2 separate regions of the Mus musculus genome follow, and region 1 is linked to region 2. Evidence: chromatin loops called from intact Hi-C (ENCODE). Cell type or tissue: heart. All regions are shown on one strand. Links, peaks and the distances in the headings refer to the core of each region. The heading gives the core; the rest is flanking DNA. Region 1 has its middle 47 kb from the start of Peli2. Region 2 has its middle 6.2 kb from the start of 4930538L07Rik.

The links. Hi-C counts contacts between places; a loop is a spot of excess contacts. Peaks named below come from ENCODE experiments on the same cell type or tissue, not always from the same donor. Only the 100,000 strongest peaks of a DNase experiment are listed, where the experiment ranks them.
Region 1: it touches region 2 in a loop (2.4-fold over the local background); 2 of 42 quality-filtered maps call a loop at or near these places.

The regions. Positions count from the first base shown.
Region 1 is chr14:48,072,593-48,075,505 of GRCm38, reverse strand. No RefSeq gene overlaps it. Among named protein-coding and RNA genes, the nearest start is that of Peli2, 47 kb to the left of the region's middle. In heart, for the core only: no CTCF peak of the experiment used is centred there; a DNase peak (open chromatin) is centred at 1,435; H3K27ac peaks cover 1,127 bases.
Region 2 is chr14:47,749,854-47,752,766 of GRCm38, reverse strand. No RefSeq gene overlaps it. Among named protein-coding and RNA genes, the nearest start is that of 4930538L07Rik, 6.2 kb to the left of the region's middle. In heart, for the core only: a CTCF peak has its summit at 1,173 (motif pointing left); a DNase peak (open chromatin) is centred at 796.

The sequences.
Region 1 (2,913 bases), core at 171-2,670, 320 kb before region 2:
GAAGGCACGCTTCTGAGCATCTCTGTGAGTTTTTTCCAGAGAGATTGACCTGAGGTTGGAAGACACAGCCTGAATATGGGTGGTAGCATCTCATGGGCTAGTGATCTGAACTGATAAAAAGCCATGAATACCAGCGTCCATTCGTCTCTCTCTGCTTCTGGATCACAGACTCAATGTGGCTTGCAGTTGTCCTGTGCTGTGTTTCTGTTGCCACAAGTGACACTCTGATACGGGCCAAAATAAACCATCTTCCCTTCAGTCGAGTTTGCCGGGTGTGTCTCAGCAGTGAGAAAAGCAACTGGTACAGAAAGTGTTGGGCAGAGGAGACAGAGAGCCATGGCCAGAGGAGACAAGAGAGCACCATTCTCTTCTCCCTGTCCAACGGCCTTGCATCCTAACTCTTCTTATATAATTTCCCTGTCCCAGGAAGAATAAAAACATGCTTATAAGATTGCTTCCAAGATTATTGTTGATAATGTTTGGGAGATCTTCAAACACAAAATACAAAGAGGAGGGGATTTGTTTTGTTTTGTTTTGTTTTGTTTTGTTTTGTTTTGTTTTGTTTGTAACCAGGCTTTAAATATTAAAGTGAGCAAATGTCTTTAAACACAATTAGAAAATACACCATGTTATAAATAAGTGCACTGACCACGCTGACTATAAATACTGAATGGGTTTTCAGCGACTGGATGAGAAATGTGATAAATTATATATAGAATGTGGGTGCTCACTCTGCTTTGCTTTGCTTACTCTCCCATCAAAGGGAGGAGGCAATAATATGTTAAATGCATTTTTAACATTAATTTCTTTCCTGTCTCCCTTTTATCTTTACATCAGCAGTAAATATTTTAGTTAATTAAGCTGAATTCCCACAGGCTTCTCTTCTAATGTGATCATTTAAATACAGGCCAGATGCTAACATGAATCTTAGACAGGCCTTTTTCATTCTTCGGGCCCCTTCTAGACTGTTCCATGGACAGTTTTAGAATACTTATTTCTGAAAATTAGCAGGCAAACATTTTTTCACAACAAGGAAAAACGACAACAACAACAACAGCAACAACAACAACGGCAAAACTACAGAAATAAAACCCAGCTTCCTATTTGTGGCACCAGTAACCAGCAGTGGAATGAAATCTTAAAAACACATTTGGGTGATGGCCATCAGGGGACACTGAAATCAAAATATCAGGTTTCAGTCAAAAACATAGAGACTGGATAATAAGAAATGTTCTTGAAAGCTCATTGTCTCCCTGGTGGCCAGGGATTGGATTGGATGGCGAGTCAGGGAACCTCATCTGTAGACAGATTAGAAGAAGAGAGGAAATTTTTCTTGAGTGTTCTGCTTCAGACTTGTTAGGAGCAAAACAGTCTCCCACGTCCTCTAACAGCACCGGCTGGGACTCTCTTGCCAAACCATTCAGCGGGCTTAGAATGCTAAACTTGGAATGGAGATTGCGTCATTCATCTGAGAGGCCTGTGGCTCGCTCGCTCCCATCTAACTGCTGGGAAAAGAGATACGGGAAAGGCTGTGGCCTCAGAATCCACGGGACCCTGCTCTGTTTTGCCTTCATGCTCGCCCACAGAAGAAGCGAAGGGAAGGGAAGGACAAACAGCACTGTCCTCCCGACCTGATATCAAGTGGAATTTTCCCACAATCTCATCGGATAGACTCTCCACTCAGCTTCATGAAGCCGGAGGCTGATCAGGGCAGACAATGAGCAGCAGAGCCCGGCAGATAGCACATGCTGTCAGGAGGTCAGAGGTCGAGAAACACATGGTCTGGGGCTCACTTACCCAGCTCCTTCTGTCCACAAAGGCTCAGCTGCCTCTTTGTACCAAAGGCTCCTATTGTCAGACTCATTCTCCACACAGTCGTTCCCTGGTTCTAGCAGCCAATTGTTCCTGAGGGGCTACGCTTGTTGAAGGTTAGCAGCAGTTTCTGTCCCAGAGAGCACCATCATTCCTAGTGAGAGTGTGAATCTGATTTGACAGACCCCTTAGCGGTGGTGAGAGATTGATGGTTGCTACGCTGCTACCTGCTGTACTGGTGACTTGAAGACCAACATGCAGACCACAGGACTGAAGGCTGTGACGCTCTGCTGCTGTTGGCCTTGAGCATGGGGTGAAGGGCCGAAGAGCGACCCCTTCCTCCATGTATTTCACACTCTGGACATAGCTTTAAGGGGGTGGGGCGGTAAGATCTGTCCATATGTAACATCACCTATTTGATCTTGAAACTTAATCAAGGCGTATGGATGGCTTCTACTTTCCTGTGCAAGATAGTAAAATGTTAATGTTAAGGTCAAGAAACCTTGAGAATTAAAAAATAGGATGGCAAAAACAAAAATAAACCCCTTAAAACTCTGAATTCTCATGGAACTTGCAAGGGAAGGAGAGCTCTGTAAACCACCCCAGTTGGATTCGGTGTTTGTTCCATAGTTTATCCTTGGGTTTTGTGCTTTGCTTTTTGTTTGCTTGTTTGTTTGTGTGTGTGTGTGTGTGTGTGTGTGTGTGTGTGTGTGAGAGAGAGAGAGAGAGAGAGACAGAGACAGAGACAGAGACAGAGACAGAGACACAGAGAGACAGAGACAGAGAGACAGAGAGACAGAGAGACAGAGAGACAGAGAGACAGAGAGACAGAGAGACAGAGACAGAGAGCACTAGTTTGGCCCTTTATGGAATTACAAGATCCTTAATTTTTTAGTAATCAGTTCTCTCTATTTAATCTCCCACTTGGATTATTTAGCCCCACCCCTCTAGAAGCAAGTGTGTCCCAGAAACCAGAGCAACAGGAGATCAAACACTTTTCAACTACAACTCTTCTTTTTGAAAGATTTAGTCTTTCTCCCTCTCCTGCCCCCATGTCTATCTTTCTGCCTCTGCCTCTGCCTCTGTCTCTGTTTCTCTGTT
Region 2 (2,913 bases), core at 186-2,685:
AGATGACGTGTGGGTCATGGGATGGGAGTTGGTCGTGGTAGCTGAGCCCTCCTCAGTGGGATTAGTACCCTGTGAAAGGGGTGAGTGCTCTCTCTTTTACCACACAAAGAGAAGTGGGCTGGGAAATCCATCTTCTTGGATACAAGAAGCAGGCCATCTACAATCCAAAACTGGCTAGACCTGCCCAAGTCTCAGACTCCTCACACCCAGCACTGTAGGAAACCCATTCCTGGTGTGCGTGTCTGTCTACAGGATCGTGCTGACGGTGTTCTGATAGACTAGAAATGCCACAAGGCTATAGTTCTAAGCAGGCTGGGGTGGGAGAGGTCACTTGTACCTGGGGGAGCAGAGCAGTCCCCACAGTGAACTTATTCACAGAAAAACTTTGGGACTGGCCTCGGAAAACCCTTGAAGAGTAGAGAAAACAGACTGGCCAACCACAAGATCAAGAGGGGCAAGGGCCAGCAAACCAGCACTAGAAAATGGACAGCGGTTTACCTGCAGGGGGACGGAGTACCCTGAAGCTACGATCAGATCAATTCTGAGTCGGAGCTAACTAGCCGCTGACTGGTTAGGCCTGGAACGGGGCCTGGCATTCTACCAGGCAGGATGGAAATGAAGACAGATGTGGAATAATGGAAAGAGGGGGGGAATCACCATAGGAAGAAAAAGGGGGATGAAAATGACCTAGAAAATACTCAGAGTAGTACATTAAGTGTCCAAACAGGCCAGGCTTCAGAGACACCCCTCCTCCCCTCCCCATCCCCGTGAGTCACCACTTGGGAGTTGGCAACAAAGTTGCAGACTCAGATGGGAATGGAATGGGATGGAGAGAGCGAGGCACCCCAGGGAAAACAGAAATGGCCCAGTAGAGTCCCATGGAGAAAGAGGCAGGAAGTCAGAGAATAAAGAAAAAGGCTACTTATTGAGCAAAAGTGACAGATGAAGATGTGTGTGTGTGTGTGTGTGTGTGTGTGTGTGTGTGTGTGTGTGTGTGTGTGTGTGTGTGTGTGTGTATCCAAAGCTCAAACCTTGATGAAGAGGACAACCAGCCCTGAAAACAAGCCTCTGCTTTACCTATGTTAAATTCTCAAGCATCATTTCAAGAGAACTATAGCCTTTCAAGTTTGCTTATATGCACTGTCTGTTACCTCCCCCTAGTGACGGAACTCGTGAATGTGTGAGAGGAGTTGCAAGTGAAAGTTGCAAGTTAAAGGATGGATGGCAAAGGTGATGCTGATCATGATTGTGGTGGTGGTGGTGGTGGTGGAAAGACTTCCTTTTGTTTCTCTAGTGTGTGGGGTCCCTCCGTGTGCTTTTGCAGGTGACCGTGTGCATCTGGACAGCTCTGGGAACTGCATATACTCTCCCGGCCACTCATCTCATCTGGCACTGCTTTAGACTCAGGCTTCTTTAGCCTTTTGATATTAAAAGCCAACATTGTCATCTAGAAATTTACACCTGATAACTGTGTGATCAGGTTATAAGAAAAAAAATCAGAACAAACATGGGGCTGGAGAGACACTTCAATCATTAAGGGGACTTTCTGCTTTACAGAGGACCCCAGTTTGGTTCCCACCACCCACATCAAATGGCTGCTCCAATTCCAAGGGATCTGTGTCTTCTTCTGGTCTCCAAGGACTATGGTATGCACACATACACTCAGGCACTCACACACAATTGTTTTCAATTTTATATTGCAAGCAAAACTTTCCAATGTTTGTTTACATGTGTTCATTGTGTGTTGTGTGTACTGGCTACTTTTAGTGTGTGCATGTGCATGTGGGTGCATGTGGGAGCCAGAGGTGGACATCAGATGTTTGTCCCTTCTTAGTCTCCACCGTGTGTGTGTGTGTGTGTGTGTGTGTGTGTGTGTCTGTTGTTATTTTATATGCATGGGTGTTTTGCCTGTAATGTGTATCTGCACCTCGTGAGTGCCTGGTGTCCTTGAAAGCCAGAAAAGAACAGAGTTACAGATAGTTGTGAGCCACCAATGTGGGTGCTGGGAATTGAAGCCCTGTCCTCTGGAAGAGCAGCCAGTGCTCTGAACCAGAGCCAGCTCTCCAGTTCCTCCATCTTTATTTTTCAAAACAGGTCCTCTCGCGGAATCTGAACCTTATCACTGCACCTAGGCTGGAGAGTGGAGAATGGCTCCAAGTGCTTCTGTATTTCAATACTTGGTTCCAGTTGGTAGAACTATTTGCAAAGCAGTTTGGAAAGAAATGCTTGCTAGGAGGTGTGGCCTTGTTGAAGGTGAGCCACTGGGGGCAGCCTTTGAGAAAGGAGAGCTCTCTCCCCTTCCCCTCTTCCTCTCCCCTCCCCGCTCTCTTCCTTGTGCTTGTCAATTAAGATGTGAGCCCTCCTCTACTGCTCTAGTGCCCTGCCTGCCTGCCTGCTGCCATGTTTCTCCACCATGATGTTTATGAAGTTTCTTTGGCCATGATGTCTTATCACAACAAGAGAGAAGTAATTAAGACAGAAGTTGGTACCAGGGAGTGGGCTGTTGCCTTGAGAGGACCGATCATTCTGTTTTGGGGAGAAATGTGGAAGACTTAGGACAGAGAAAGCAGTAGAATGCTGTAAGCTAGTTTTATGGGCTATCCTAGTAGGAGCTTATATAATAGTGCTAAAAGCAATGTGGACTACAGAGACAAGCTCAGGACGTCTCAGAGGGAAACAATATCGGTTATAATTGAGACCATTCTTGTGATATGTTGGCAAAGAACTAGCTGCTTTTTGCTCTTGTCCTTAGAATCTGCCTGAGCCGGGTATGGTGGCACATGCCTTTAATCCCAGCACTCAGAAGGCAGAGGCAGGCAGATGTAGGAAGCGGGTTCGGCTGCATGGGCCTAGACAGTGCCCTGGCCCAGTGCCAGGCCCCGTGAACCCCACATGTTTACTGCCTTGCAGTGA